Regions from separate parts of the Mus musculus genome. Here region 1 is linked to region 2. The links are chromatin loops, found by intact Hi-C in ENCODE. Cell type or tissue: left cerebral cortex. All regions are shown on one strand.

Region 1 (8,000 bases), 250 kb after region 2:
GTTCAGAAGAGGATGGACACCCTGCTGAGGTTCCGACCCAGGCCAGCTACAAGCTTGTGATCCTAGCTGGAGAAGGTGTGAAAGGAAGGGAAATCTCGGAGAGTAGAGCTGGGGCCCATGAGAGCCCCCAGTCCCAAGCCTGGGAGCCTCAGCTGACCAGCGACTGTCTCTTGTTCTCCACAGACAGCAGAGAGGTGAAGGTCGGCGAGTACAACGCTGTGGCTGACACACTGGAGATCATCAACGACACCATAAGGTTCCAGGGTAAGGCTTGCGGGCTTCCTGATGGTCACCCCACATGGGAGATGCTCAGAGCCTTTGGCTTTGTAGGGTCCAACTCCTGGAGTGAACCTGTGGTATCTGAGAGTTAATTACTCCCTTCTATTTACTGCTGGTCTCTCAAATGACCACCATCCCTTTACATTGAAAGGGACCGTGATCCCCTTTCTGAGTCCAATTTCACTCTAAATTCCTGATGTCAGCCAGGGTTGGAGGCTTGATGACATCTGGTGAAAAAGCTAAAGCATTAAGTGAACACCTAAGGTAAATGTATACACAGATGTGTGGGCGAGGAGGTGGGTACATGGATAAGTGGATGGATATGTATGAATGTGTGGTTGCTGGATGAGTGTCCGGACGGATAAATGAAAAGGTTGGTTAATGGCGGCTGGGTATATGAGTAGGACAGATGAAAGCCTGGAAATGAGTTGGACATGTCAATGGGAAGATAGGCGGCTATATATGGGTAAATGGATAGATGTGTGGCTACATAAGTAACTGGATGCATAGATGAATGCATGTAATATGCATGCATGGGTAGATGGACAGATGCATGCATGAGGATATGGATGAGGAATTGATGGGAGAATAACCAGATGAATCCACACAAGCACGGATGAATGTATGGGTAGGTAGAGCGGATAGACAGCCTAGCCTCTGGATAGCAATGGAGGAACTGGAAGTCTGTGGCACCTGGGCAGTTTGTCTTAGATTACACTGGGTCATCAGGAGTTTTTCTGTGCCAGACTTTTATGGACTTGGTCCTTTCCATCTGTGTACTGGATCTGTAAACTTTGGCTTCTGGAACGTTGTAGAGATTCAGTTAGCATCCACGGGTGTCTCCTGTGTGTGGCCTCCACTGTCAGTCAGCCTCCCCTCCCCACTTGAGGAAGTCCCCACCAAGCATACAGTGGCGTGTTATAGTTCACAACACCCACTGAAAGTGAGCAGGCATTTAAGAAAACAGCTCAGAAATGAAGCCACTGAAGGACTCAGCCCACCCCAAACTTCAGAGTCCTGATGTCCATGCAGTGTCTGCCTGCTCCTGTACTTGGGTAATGGGGGTGGGAGGGAGCGGTTGGAATAAGGATTCTGGGTACTGAGCTCCCGGTAGCATGCTGGCCCAGCACTGGAGAAAATAAGAGTGAAAGAGTCAAGCACTTAAACACACACACATCCTAATAGCAAACCAAGTTTTCTCTGTGGTGCCTGTGTCCAGAGAAGAGCCTTGCTCTGTACTGAGGCCCCAAGGTCTCCATGAAAGGGCTCTCTCTGCAGTTCTCCATTGCCTCTCACAAATCAAACTGCTTCTGCTCCTCCAATGTTGGAATACCTTGGTGCCTGCCCTGGGCTGTGCCCCAGACAGCCCTCATCATCATCATCGTCATCTTTCTGGCGACAGGCAACCATTCTTCTCACCCTCCAACCCCACCCCAGAGAGCATCTCCTGACTCCAGCCCCAGAGCTGTTCTCTGCTGCCTGCCAGGTACTCAGGCTAGCATACACCTGAGGCTAGCCTCCCTCTGGGCTACATCCCTAGGGACTGTTTGCCCAGCAGTTAGAGTCAGGCAGATCTGGGTCCCAGTCCTGCCAGCTGGCCATTTACCTGCTCGAGAAGCCACAAAACACCTGGAAGACTCTTCAGCCCACCACCTATAAGGGTGATGGATGGGTCAAGTGAGAAGGGTCTAGTATTTATAACTTATTTATAGTGTGTAGATGAGCTAAGTGTCCATACATTAGAGCCTGCGTCTTTCATCTCTCTCGTCTCCACATCATCCTGTAGACAGCACTCAGAAATTGGGGTTGCCTCACAGTGCTCTGTTCTTTCCCTGAGGCTATCTGCAAGCTCCCCACCCCTTAGAGCAGAGACTGTATCTTCCTCATTATGCATCCTTGATGTGGAGCATCAGGCCTGACTGACGGAACCTGATTATCAGTGGTGGATGGATGAGTGAGTGAGTGAGGAATGAATGGAAATAAAACTCATGGTGGGAGGGATGGTATAAGAAGGAAGTTTGTGGCTATGAAGCTCCAACTTCTGCAAGTGGAAAATGCTGTCCGCCTATCTCTGCCTGCCTTGGGCTTCTCTTCTCGTGAATCAATGCCCACCCCACCCCCACCCCCACCCCTGTCAAGGTTTTACACTCTGGAAGCACCCTAGATCCTTTAGGAAAAAGTTTTTCTCGGTCTCTTGGATGAAGATCCCTGCTGCCCCCATTAGCTGTTTTCTGAACACATTTGAACTTGTAAGCACAGGGTTCCAGGCTGAGTGAAGGGGCTTGTTCTCCACCCCTCTGCTTCCTGCCTGTTCCCTGGCGTTGCAAATGGAGGCATAACAAAGGTCACCAGAATCCCCAACAGGACTCTGGTCTTGGCCACTCCCCTGCATCAGCCAATTTTCCTTCGGCCCACTGAAGAGAAAGGACTTGACAGTTCCTAATGCCACAGCAAACACGTGACCTGAGATAGCCCATAAAAGAAGAAAATTTTCAGGAAGGCGGGGTCAGGGGAGCTCCTGCCTCCATCATCCCAGACCAACCTGTACAAACCGACAACCATGCAGGAAGACACATTTGTTCTGAGTCTCTCAGTCCCCACCCCTTGAGTTCCTGGTGCCCTTGAAGAATGAGCCAGGCAGCCTGGCAGGCACAGAGAGAAACGGAACCCCACAGCTTCAGCCTGGCCCCGGCTCTGTGTGAAGGGGAGGTAGCTTCCACCTCCCACAGTTACCCAGTCTTAGGAAACAGAAAACCAAAGAGCTTTTGTGATAATGACCTTGAGGCTGAGAATCTGCAGCCGGAGCACATATCTGTCACCCTAGAATTGACAGGCGGGGTGTCTGCCCTGGTGAGCAAGATCATTTATCATGTTCAGGTAGAAGCAGAGTCCTTGAGGATCGTGCCAAGTTCTTCGCCACAACCCCGCCCAGTAGCACCCAGCGGTACCTCTGCATTCCCAGCCATGGTTACCTTTGGGGATAAATGGTGATGGTTTTTCAACAGCGTAATTAGACCAAATCAAATTCTAGTCTTTTAATGGCTGTTAAATGCATCACAGATCCCTTATTGATTCTATTTAGAGAAAGAAATAAGTCCTGGCTCAGGCTCCTGCTGAGCAGACTGGCCAGCCACTAGATCCTCTCACCCAGTGGGTAGATGAGCCTGACGCGGGGTACATGTGCTGTGTTTGGCCGGGTATTAAGGACACAGAGGCAAAATGTCCTTGGAGAATAACAGCACTAGGGTCTAATGGCTTCTCCTTGACCTTGCAGGGTCGGAGCCACCCAAGGACAAGACCATCATTCTAGAGCAGCTTCGGAAGATCTCGCTTCCACTGTATAGCATCCTGTCAGCTCTCACTATCCTCGGCATGATCATGGCCAGCGCCTTCCTCTTCTTCAACATCAAGAACCGGAACCAAAAGTAAGCAGCCCTGCCCTATGCTGGGAGAATGCTTTTCTAGTGGGCCAGTCCCTTGCTTCACCAATGGGGTCACAGCATGGCAGGCTTTTCCGGTAGACCAGCCCCTAGAGCACAGTGGATATTTTGGGGTGGGTTCCTGAAGTATGCTGCCGTTGTTGCTAAGATACTGTAGGGCGCGCGCGCGCGCACACACACACACACACACACACACACACACGGTAAGGTGCAGCTGGACTGTTGGAGGACTGGGTTAAATAAAGTGGAAGTGATAAACCCAAGCCCATGGACCTTAGAGCTCTGGACATGCTCATCAACTTGAGTTACTTCAAGAGCAACGACACAGAAGACCCCAGAGTCCCCAGCTTCTCAGGCCCACTTCTAGCACCTTTAGGCACTGCTAGTAGAAATGAAGTGGTCCTTTCCTAGTGAGGTCTCCAGTGACAGAGCCCCCCCCCCCAATTGGGACAACCCATGTCAGTTCAGAAGGCCCCTCCCTCACATCTCATTTGACCCTTTCCATGACTCCCAGTGTCACCAGGGGTCTGTTGTCCATGAGTGGTCTAGCCTTTTGGTTCTATCTCAGCCTTTTGAGTGTTCTCGGCTCTCCCCAGGAAGTCCCCACTCTGAGGTACTGTGCTCAGCTGTCAGTAGCCAGGCCAGCACTCCTTGATCTTGACCAGGCAGCCATCTTGGCCTGTTTCCATAGGAAATCACTGAACCCACTCTTGCTTTGTCATGGGGGAGACTGGACCAAAGTTAGAAACCTGTGTTGGAGGAGCCTCACATGCACCCAGGGGACATGGGGCCCTTGCCATTGTCCCTGAAGCTGCACTGCATTCCCCCCACACTGGTAGGGACAAGGGCAGTACCAGGGGATGAGTTTTACTCTGGTGTTGCTCCTTTTTCTTCTTGCCAAGGAGGAGCTGGGAGCCTTTGAGCCCTGCGGGTTTGTTTGCTTATTTAAGTAATTGTTTAGGTCAAACCCATTTCCTGAAGAATAAATGCAATTCACCCGGTGTCTCTTCCTAGCCACCTGCAATTTGCACAGCCACTGGAACCAATCCTAAGTGAGGGTTGCACCTTTTGGCTTAAGGCTCAGGCATCCAGTTGCTTCGCAGTGCTGTCCAGCCCTCCTGCATGTCTAAGGAGATCCTGTCAGAGCTGCAAACTGCCTCACTAGATTAATTCTTTAACTTCCCCCTCGTGGCCTCTTGGAGAAATTACCAGAATGATTTATTCGGATGGCTCAGCCATTGAAAAATCTGCAAAACTGTGGGAACTCAATCTCCCTCCCATTTCTCTTCCTACCCACCATTTTGCAAACCACCCTCTCCAGGAAGCTCGCCAGTCCTATGCTTGAATCATTCGTAGAATTGCAGAATACAAGTAAAATGTTTGGGGAGCAGCTGGCTATTGCTACAGTCTATAAAAGGAACCACTCCAAGCCAAGCCAGTTGTGCCTGGGGAGCCAGGTACGCTGAGTCTTAAAAGTTCTAACCCTCTTGGAGTTTAGCTCAGCAAGCTCAAACTTGGTTTGCTGGGCACTTAGAGGCCACAGCAAGATTCCTGGAGGATGTTTGGGAGTGAAAGGCATACCTCCACTGGTCTGGTGAGAAAGAACAGAAAATGGTGTGAGGGCCCAATTGCCCAACTCCTGGCGTAAGGGTTGTGACTGGGAGACATGTCACTACCCCATTCCCCCTTTGCACATGGAACAGTGCCGGGGTAGGGGGAGGCTTTCTGAGTGTTCTAAGGGGGCTCACTTACCACCTGGCGAGCAGTCTCTGAGCAACCCAGCAGGGCTCTGTGATGTGTACAAGTTGGGCAGGGGAGCATGGTATGGGAACCACACTCTTCACTACACTCATTCAATTAGACTCCTGTTCCTGACCCTAACCCAAAATGCTGTAAGCTGAAAATTACAATAGATGAAGCTGTTGAAGCTGTTGCGTCGTGACCTCTCCCTGGTGGACTGATAAGTAGGCTTGAGGAAGGAGGTGGGACAATATGCGGCTGTTGAGGTTCTCTACAGAAGCAGTGGGCATCATCAGCCTGGAAGTGGACCGGCTCGGGGCCCTGTTCCCTCGTTCCTGAAAGTTTGGCAGCAGTGCTCACCTGGCATGTTTGGAAGACACTGTGTAACCTAGTGCCTCTTTCCACCAGGCTGATCAAGATGTCAAGCCCCTATATGAACAACCTCATCATCCTGGGTGGGATGCTGTCCTATGCATCCATCTTCCTCTTTGGTCTCGATGGATCCTTCGTCTCAGAAAAGACCTTTGAAACACTCTGCACGGTAAGCCCTCATGTATGTGCCAGTCATGCGTGACATAAAGATCTCTCCGTGGCCTTGTCATCGGACACAGCTGTGTGGAAACACACCGGGATGAGCAAGAAACAACCAGATTAGACCAACAGCTGCACAGCCCAGACAGAAGTGCCTGTGTCTGACTGCAGTGAGCACGGACAGTGGCTGGACCACTGAGGTGACTCTGTGGCAGACAAGCCACTGCCAGATGAAGGACCAAAACTAGAAAGCTCTGGAGGAGGGAGGTGTGGGATACTGGACAGGCAGGGGACGACACTGACCCTCTGTCAGGAACAAAAGCATTAGTACCCAGAGTCACTGGGGCATATGAGACGACACACCTTTGATCTGCTAGCCTTGATGTGGGAACCTGATAGGGATGTTTCAAACCAGTATTTTCATTACTGCTCAACACAGAAATCTGTTATGAAATATTTTCCCTAAAATCATTCCTCCTATAAGTGTGTGTGTGTGTGTGTGTGTGTGTGTGTGTGTGTGTGTGTGTGTGTGTGTGTGTGAAGGAAGGTATGTGTATGTGTGCACTGGTGCATAGGTTTGTGCATGTGTGCATATAGAAGGTAAGAGGTATACTTGTGTGTGTGTGTGTGTGCACAGATGTGTGTGGAGGTAAGTATGCACATGTGAGTATATGTGCGATTGGGTAAATATGTGTATATGTGTGGTTTTTTGTACAGGAAGTGTGTGCATGTGTGTACACGAATGTGCGAGTGAATGTGTACATGTGAGAGGGGGTGAGCATGTAAGGATGTACAGGTATGTGTGTGCAAGTGTGTGTGTGCAAGTGTGTATTGGTGGAGATGTGTGTGCGGGTATGTATGTGCAGATGTGTGTGTGTGCAGGTGTGTATGTGCATGTGTGTATGTGCAGGTGTGTATTGGTGCAGATGTGTGTGCAGGTGTGTATGTACAGGTATGTGTGTGCAGGTGTGTATGTGCAGGTGTGCATGTGCAGGTGTGTACTGGTGCATATAGAGGCCTGAGGTCAAATCTGAGTGTTGTTCCTCAGGAGTTCTCAAGACTTGCCAGCTAGGCTAGACCAGTTAGCCAGCAAGTCCCAGATACCCTCCTGTCTCTACCTCCCCTGCCATGTGTCACCATGCTCAGTTCTCACAAAACCAACAACAACAAAAGAACTGGGTGAACACTGGGTTCTTAACAGCAACCCCCCTTACACACACACACACACACACACACACACACACACGGGCAATCACTGGGCCAGCTGTATCCCTCAAATAGCTGGAGAGGAGGCTCACAACATCAGTTTTGGTGAATGATGGATGGGCAGTCCTTCCTTGTGGCTGTTTCCTTGGGATGTGAGAGCAACATAAGCCCTCTACAAAGCCACCTTTCCAGGCCCTTTCTACTGCTCCAAAACTTCAGGTTGCCCACTGCCCAGCCACGGGGAGTGAACGGTACCCAAGAGAGGATCCTAAAATATGTGCATAAACACACACACACACACACACACACACACATACTACATCAAGCTTTTGGGATCACAGGTATTCCCAGGGCTGTGAGGCAGCCTCAGATGGCAGTGCCCAGTCCCCACTGTTTCTGAATAAGCAGTGTCCTGCCCTTCCTGGACTTTGTCTTAGTGTATGCTGAGCTCATCAGGCCAGGGAGCTGGGTCCTGTGCTGCCCTGAGGCACCTCGCTAAGTACCTGGGAAAGAGCAAAAACATCCTCAACTTCAGCTGCAAAGGCTTGGAGCCCCTCTGCAAGGTTAAGAACGATGATGATAACAATGATGAGCCTGGTACTGGGATTCTCCTGACGACCTCTAGGCTACACAGCGGTCCAGCCCCTCACTGGCATCCCACAAGGATGAGAGACCTGTCCCCCAAGTGCACTGCAGAACTGTACCCCTGGTTCTGTGGCTGGCCCAGTCCCTCCTGGGGCTCTGTTGGCTCCTTGGCACTGCCTCCAAGATGCCTCCAGTGGGGCAGTTGAGCCTTGGGTGCAG
Region 2 (8,000 bases):
TGCAGTTCTTCCTAAATACTGTCTCTTTTCTCAACCAGAACAGCAACTCAACAGGGACAATGGCTGGAGTTGCTTTCTTCAGTTCCTTACCTTCCTGGCAAACATGGAGGAGAGTCTCCTAAGTAGAATATAGCTAAGTGGAATGGCTAGTAGCTGAAAGCAGCCCAGCTCCACCTATACAAGAGCAGGGATTCCTGGCTAGTGATTGAGGCAGGCAGGGACTCAGAACTAGGAAAAACACCAAGGTTCCAGTTACCCACAGTGGAACTCAAGATCAGGGCAGAAACTGGGAGCCAGAATGCCCAGACAAGCAAAGTGAGGCATGAGGTCAGAGTCTGGCCTGGAGCCAAGCTGGTGGGCAGGGAGATGGGTCTCCTCCTGTCAGTGAGACATCTTCTAGAATGTCTGGGGTGACTATTACCTCTAGACTATTTTTTTGGCTGGAAGATGGGGGTGCTTGGATGAGCTGTGCTCTTGTACAAAACCTTCAGCCGAGAGGGGAGGAATTATAGCCGCCTAGAAAGTGGCTATGCGGGCAGGCGCCCTGGCTGATTTGGCCTCAGGGTCTCTGGAGCTGTCCAAGGTACTGCCGTCCTCAATTCAGCCTGGGCTCTATCTTCCAGGTTTCCTCCGGGTTTCCTGCCCAGCTCCAAATATGCAGACTCCATTTAGATGACCCATTACAAACTGTGTGGAGGAACGGGATCTAGAGCTACTGAGAGCACCGTGGCCTCCATGTCCTCCTTTTGGAAGGGCTTTCCAATATCAGGGGTGCATAAGAGTCCTTTGTGGCTGTGCATTCTGCTTCCCCTGTATTAGCTGTATATTATCGATCAGTGTATTCTTCTGTAAAACGGGAATGATAGACCCACTGTACTAAGCGTATACGGCTGTTTTGAGGATACATCAGATATGTCAGGTAGCAAGCAGTTAGTGAAGGTTAAATTCCCACCCTTGTTACAAGGTCGTGCTTTTGGTCCACAATGCTTGGATGGGCTGTTTTATAATGTAATGTAATGTATCCTTGTACTAGTCAGGCTTTGGGATGTTGTAGGTTAGTGCTCACAAGTGCCATGATTCACAGGGAGGCACAGAGGGGTTACTCAGGTTCATCTTGTCCAGGACTACTTTGCCTGGGGTTATCCAGTGTGTTTATACCACCTGGGAGACAGAATGAGCCAAGTCCAGGCTGTGCTTCTTGGGACTGAAGACAGGGTTCCCACCCAGGGGAGAATTTTAAGGCGGGGCCCTCTGGGACTGGGGACACCGGGAGGTCAAACGCCTGGAGGAGGCGGTAGTACTCATAGGTCTCCTATCCCAGCCCTGACCTGGGCTTGGCAAAGGACTCCAGACTGGATCAAGGGTCCCAGGTTCCCTGGTAGCTGGCACAGGAGAGCGCAGGCTGCTGGTGCCCCTAGGACACCTTTGTAGAACGTTCGTTTCCTCGACTCGCCCGCCCAGACCTGGGAGAAGCAGTACCCAACCACCTTGCAGGTGCTACAGGAAGCGCAAGGCGAGGCGCCCGCGTCCCCCGCGCATAGCAGCTTCGATTCCCCCGAACGTGGGGCTCTGGAGCTCAGTCCCCGGCGGCGGGGTCAGCCGGCCGCAGCAGCCGGCGCGGCGCAGCGCCCGGGGCGCGAGTGTGCGTGTGCCGGGAGCACGGCCCTCCCCGCGGCAGCCGCAGCGCCGGCGCCTCCCCCTCCCCCGGCGCGCACGGCCCGTCCCTGTCCCCGGAGGCGGCCCGAGCCGCCGCTCAGCAGCCTTGCCTTCGCCTCCCGAGCCTCCTGCCGCCCTCCCTCCCCTGGCCGGGCTCCAGGGTCCGACGTCCCGCGGCTCCGAGCAGGAAAGAGCTGCGATCGCGCACGGAGGCGGGAGGAGGCGGCCGGGTGCGGGGCGGCCGCGCTGGAGAGAGGCGCGCGGAGACTCGGCCCCCTCGGCGCTCGCTCGCTCGCTCGCTCGTTGGCTCCCCGCCTCCCGCACTCCGCTGGCTCCCACCCCTTCCCGGCGTGATTGATCCGTCACGGGCGCCGCCGCCGCCGCCGCGGCCGTTCTGAGCGAGCAGAAGCCGGAGCCGAGCCGGGGCCCGTGCCGGCGCCATTGCGCGGGAGCCGCGGGCAGAGCTCGGCGCCGGGCGGCGGGCCGGGCCAGGCCATGCGGGCCGAGTGAGCTGGCGCCCGCAGCCCGCGGCGCGGCATGGCTTCCCCGCCGAGCTCCGGGCAGCCCCGGCCGCCGCCGCCACCGCCGCCGCCCGCGCGCCTGCTGCTGCCCCTGCTGCTGTCGTTGCTGCTGTCGTTGGCTCCCGGGGCCTGGGGCTGGGCGCGGGGCGCCCCCCGGCCGCCGCCCAGCAGCCCGCCGCTCTCCATCATGGGCCTCATGCCGCTCACCAAGGAGGTGGCCAAGGGCAGCATCGGGCGCGGCGTGCTCCCCGCCGTGGAGCTAGCCATCGAGCAGATCCGCAACGAGTCACTCCTGCGCCCCTACTTCCTGGACCTGCGACTCTACGACACCGAGGTAAGTGTCCAGTGACCCATGCCGTCGAGGCTGGGGGCGTCGAGGAGGGACAGAGCCGTGATTGTCTCCTCCTCGCTGGCTGACCGCGTACTGGGTCCATCAGGGTCTCACTGGGCTTGGCTGGAGCAGGTGGGACCCTGATCTGTGAGCACCTTCCACCTCTGTGTGGGTGTGGAATGGGGGTCTCCTTTGACCAGAGGAGGAGTTAGAGATGTGAGAGGTTGGACTCCCAGAGGCCTGCGCCGGTTGCCCCTGTCCGGTGCTGCTCCTAGGGTTGTCAGGTGCCAAGTAAGAGGAACACGCACACTGATTACAAACTGGGCCAGCCACAGCTGGACAGGCTATGGGGCCTATTCCCAGACCCTAAAAATTCCAAGCCGCCCTTTTAGGGCTAGAGGGCTCCAGGACCCTCGGGGGCCAAGCTTCGGGCAGGACCGATCCTGTGGTGCACTTCTGCAGCTCAGGGCTCGCGCGCGCCACGGTCAGCCTCGGAGCCCGGAGGGTTCTGCAGCGCTGCTGCCTGGATCTGTCCAGCGCTGGCAGTAGCTGGAGCAGTTTTGGGAGACTCCCCTTCCCCCTCTCCCCGCCTTGGGTTAGTTGCTCATAGAGTGGCTTGACAGGTCTAGCCCGGGACGTGTGGTGGTGTCCGATCGCGCTTCCACTTTTGTTCAGCAGCTGCTAACACCGCTGAGCAGGTGCACACTTGAGGCGTTCGTGTCGTGGGAGCCTAGACTTGGAGTGTGGCAGAGGGTTCCCCTCTGGCCTTCTTTTCTGAGCAGAGCTGGAGAACCAAGACCTTTCCATCCCAAACCCCGATCTCACGCCCTCATGTCTAGGTTTCCAAGGAGCCTCAGCTCAGACCCTGACTGCCCACTCTGAGGCTAGGACGAAGAGAGGGCCTGGAAGAGCGATCAGGAATAAGGACGGGTTTGCGAGTTTTTCCGGACCCAGGGAGCCCCTACTCTCCGGTCCGCAGCCTCGAGAGATAAGATTCGGCCTGAAGGGGGCAGTGATTTCCTTTACTGAGAGCTCTGTTGGCGCCTCTTGCATCTCTCCCAGCAAAGCCAGGGCGAGCTCTGGACCCTTGCTTCCCGGGCTCCCCCAGCGCACCTTTGCTGGAGCTCCCGGGCAGACTCCTCAAGAAAGGAGCATCCCCCTGGTGGTGTAACCTGGGCTTGGCTTCTTCCCCTGCCTGACCCCTTTTTTATACCCCCTCCCGGAAAAGAGCATAATGTAGATTGTATCTCATTCCCCGCCTCCCCCGCTTCACCAGTGAAGCAGCCTGCTGTTCTGCTCTGTAAATAAAAGGTGAAGGAATTGGTGGCAGTTGGTAACGGTGAGCTCAGGTTGCTGCAGGCAGAGAGGCTCCTCTGCCTCGGGAAGAGGCACACTGGGTGGCTGTACAGGGCTAACCGTGTGTGAAATCACTTTCGATTGACGTTCCTGACGACCTCCTTTTTTCTCCCTCCCCCCTCAGTGTTTCAAGTTCTTTAGGGGTACCTGTCTGGCACAAGCACATTGAGATGGGTATGCATTTATGCAGAGGCATATATCCTTGGCACACTTTCATGTGGCTTCCACCCATATTCTGGAAGGGACAGGGACAGGGACAGGCCGGTTCTTAGAAGACAAAAGCAATTGTAGACAGGGCTGCCCTGTATACATCTTCACTATGTCTTGTAAAACCTTTTCGAATGCTTCCTGAGAAGTTTCTCATTAGTCCATTTGTGGTAGCAGAGGGATGGGCGCTTGGTTGCAGGGTGTGGGCCAACGCTTTTACATTTTTTTTCTCAAGTGTGTCTTGGTGGCTTTCTGAGTGAGAGGACCCAAAGTCAAGAGGATGAGGCAGTCAGAGGAGCTTTGGTTGGTGGGAATATTTCAGGCACAGCACTGGGTTTCCCTCTAATGTCAACTGTACCTGATCTGGGGCTTAGGGTTGAACACTGCAGAAATAGGTTATCCCTCTGACCTCCTGACCCCGCCCACCCATGACCTTGAATTGGACACTTAATCTCTAATGCCTCTAAATGCAGGTGTTCAGATCTCAAGAGCAGAGTGGTTAGCCATCCTCTGTCGGATGGCGTCCAGGGGCTTACAGAGAGATGCCAGCAGGCTCCACTGCCAGCACTCTGTCTGGCACGCTGTAAGCACTCAATAAATAACTGCCTCCCTTCCTGCACTTCCATTTGGTGTGGATTCACCAGTGAGACACTATGGCTTTAGGTGGGATAAGTCAGTCACTGCTAAAATATTAAGAATGCTTCTTTCTCCTGCTTGGCCTTACAGTCTTTAAGAGAGTCAGGGAGGTTACTACCAGAAAAGAGAATTCTGGCTGACAGTCAATATATCACCTCGTGCATGAAGTATCACATTTGGGAGAGTGCCCAGGAACTATAATTACTCCCCCTCACCCCCCCCCCCCCACTAACCTGTCTTTAAAGTTTTCTCTGAGCTGGACTGAAGGGAAAATCAGTCTGGGAACTGGCAGCAGATGCAGGGCAATCTGAAAGGCATTTGCCACTTCTGAGTGAGTGAGTAGCCCCTGTTAGCGCAAGGCTGTGTTTGTGGACTCAGAGAGCTGCCTCCTCACCGTCTGCTGCTCCTGTCAGAAGACTTGAATGCAGGGTTGGTGTGATGGGCTAATCTTGCCTGGCTTTGTTGACATTGGCTGTCAGTCATAGCCTCATTGGCCAGTAACTAAAGGAAGGCAGGATGGACCTTGGTCCACACCGCCTGTAAAAAGGGTGAAAGATACAGCAAGGCATAGTTTATCTGCTCTCCCAGGCCAGCCTACCTCCTCATGTATTTATGTTGGTTGAGCCTCTTCTGTGATGAGACAGGCAGTAGAACTTCCTGGTTTCCTTTTTGCAATACTGGGGATCCAACCCAGAAGCCAAAGGTTTGGCCAATTATATCCCCAGATCTCTTCCTACATCTTTATTTTGAGATAGTCTCCATAAGCTGCCCAAGATGGTATTGAATTCACTCTGCAGCTCAGGCAGGCCTTGAGCCTGTACCAGCGTCTCTAGTAACAGGTATTCCAAGCTCAGCCCAGAACGTTCAAGGCCTCTGTCTGCCGATGGGGCATCACAACAGATCACGGGGTGGTCGGACTTCGGTTTCTTTGGTGGAGCATTGCATCACTTCAGCAAACACTTGTGTATGGATTCCAAGAGGACTTGTGTAATAAAAACACAAGCAAGGCACTGAAAGTGTAGACAAGAGGAAGAGCCAGAAGCTATGTGGAGGCTTTGAAGCTCCCACCATAAGAAAAAGCTGGGAGCAGCCTTTGGAGTGTCAGATTCTCTGCCCTGTGTTTGAAAGCAATCCAGATACCCAGGTGAACTTGGTGGACCATACTACCTACGAGTTCTTTGATGGCCACATTAGTAAAAGAAAATAATAATCAAGTAATATACTAAAAATCATGGCTGTGGGTCTGATCTGACTAGTGCTCATTTTAGAGAAATTGATAGATGTAGAAAAGCATACAGAAAATAATCGCCCATAATCTACCTTTGCAAAAGTAATTGATTGCATCAAATAATTAGGATTATTTCTTTCAGTTTAATATTTTCTTTTCTCCAGTTACCATTATATCATGGAATTTCCCCCACGTCTTTAAATCTATCTTGTTAATATGATTTTTGGCAGCTGTGTACTACTCTATTCCATGCACATATAAATAATTAATCATTTTCTTGCTGTTGGATTGCAGTTTTCTGACTTTTTCTACTATTTAAAACACACACACACACACACACACACACACACACACACACACACACACACACAATATTGTAATAGAAGAAAGAAAGGTTCAGGAAACCAAAGGCACATAACCCAAGCATGCACAATCTAGCTTTCAGGAGGATCACTCTGATGACGCAGGGATCCAGCTTAGAAATCCCAGCAGAAGCAAATGATTGATGATCATGGCTTTCTCTTGGGCAGCTTTGCCAGCTCCCTGCTCATCTATGTGCTGCGCTTTGTTTTATGTGTGTAACTGTGCACATGAAGAAATCGGAGGGCAACTTAAGAGAGTCATTTCACTCCTACCGTGTGCATCCTGGAGTCTGCGTTCCTGTCACTAGGCTTTATGACACGTGTCCCTTCCTTCCGCTATCTCACTGGTCCCTGCATTATGTTTTACAAGGGATTCAAATAGCTGCGAGCTGTGTCTGTGTTCCTCAGGAGGCTGAGCTCAGCTCTGCAGGTGTGTGCCAAGCACCTGCCGGAGATGCTGCACTGCAGGAAGGTGAGAACCACAGGTCTAGCCTGAGAGAAGTGACCGGCAAATGGAGGGCAGAGCAAGATAACCTTCATCATCTTCAGCTCAGGATAGGACATGAAAGTGGGGATGGCTATGCATTCTAGAAAAGAACTTCCTAAATAGTAAATATTATAGTATTCTATCAATGCGGCTGTTAATTAAAAAACAATAAAGAGAGATCTGATGGCACAGGCTATAACCCCAGCTATTCAGGATACTGAATTCATAAGTTCAAGGCATGCCTGGGTTACAGAGTGCATTTCAGACCAGCCTGGACAACTTAGTAAGATCTCAACTCAAAAATAAATGTTTACCCAGCATGTGCTAGGCTCTGGTTCCATTCCTCCTGCTGTGGGCAAACAGAAGCTGGACTGAGCTGATTTTAGTTAGGCTCACATTGAGTGGCTGTATCTCACTGACCAACCTTTAGGAACTCTGCCAGACTAAGGACTCTTGTAGAAACCCAAACCAATGGTTCATATCACTAAGCAAAACCTGGAGTGTGCTATGTTCAGGTATGTCTGTATCCAGAGCATAGGTACATCTTTAAAAGTGCCTTCCTCTCTGGATCTTGGCTCTGATCCCTTGCTAGTTCACAGTGAGGCATGCTGTCCTGAGTGATGGCAGATGGCCCCACACAACTGTGGCTTTGCACACTTGCAGAAAATCCAGCATGAATAATTCTGCCTTCCAAATGCTCCAGCAGAGGTGCTAGGATCATACTGGTATGAATTGAGTCATGACTTCACCCCCTACCCAATCATATGATACTGATATGCCAGGCCTGTGCCACATACCAGCCTGTCATGATTTCAAAAACCAAGAGATAGAGATAGATAGATAGATAGATAGATAGATAGATAGATAGATAGATAGATAGATAGATAGACAGATGCAAGGGAGGGAGGGATAAAGAGGGGGGAGGTCTCCTGTACCCAATCTTAGGAATACAGAGTGGAGAAGAAGTTGTACCTATTAGGAAACAAGAGACTGATAGGAGGGCGTGAATGTCATGAAGCATTGATGATGGTCTCCACAAAGGCAGGCTCATGGGAAACACCAGACTGACGGTAGTCTTGACAGTCTCGAAAGCAGAGAGAAAATGATCATGTCTGTACTTCCTTCCAGGGGAGAGTTTGGGTGGGGTGACTATAATACAGACATAGAGAGCTGAAGCCTAGGGGAAGTGAAGATGGGGCCCAGGGAAGAGTCTCAC

The links. Hi-C counts contacts between places; a loop is a spot of excess contacts. Peaks named below come from ENCODE experiments on the same cell type or tissue, not always from the same donor. Only the 100,000 strongest peaks of a DNase experiment are listed, where the experiment ranks them.
Region 1: a loop joins it to region 2, with 2.3 times the contacts of the local background. A loop is called at or near these places in 2 of 42 quality-filtered maps.

What each region holds. Positions count from the first base shown.
Region 1 is chr4:46,732,058-46,740,057 of GRCm38, reverse strand. It overlaps Gabbr2 (gamma-aminobutyric acid (GABA) B receptor, 2), which reads left to right. Exons shown (of 19, transcript NM_001081141.2): 9 at 184-264; 10 at 3,554-3,704; 11 at 5,868-6,000. Among named protein-coding and RNA genes, the nearest start is that of Tbc1d2, 86 kb to the right of the region's middle. In left cerebral cortex, a CTCF peak has its summit at 4,905 (motif pointing left); DNase peaks (open chromatin) are centred at 2,935 and 4,975; H3K27ac peaks cover 2,259 bases.
Region 2 is chr4:46,985,619-46,993,618 of GRCm38, reverse strand. It overlaps Gabbr2 (gamma-aminobutyric acid (GABA) B receptor, 2), which reads left to right and starts at 1,905. Exons shown (of 19, transcript NM_001081141.2): 1 at 1,905-2,511. The coding sequence starts at 2,194. In left cerebral cortex, a CTCF peak has its summit at 3,516 (motif pointing right); DNase peaks (open chromatin) are centred at 3,138, 3,522, 4,481, 5,102 and 1 more place; H3K4me3 peaks cover 4,303 bases; H3K27ac peaks cover 3,622 bases.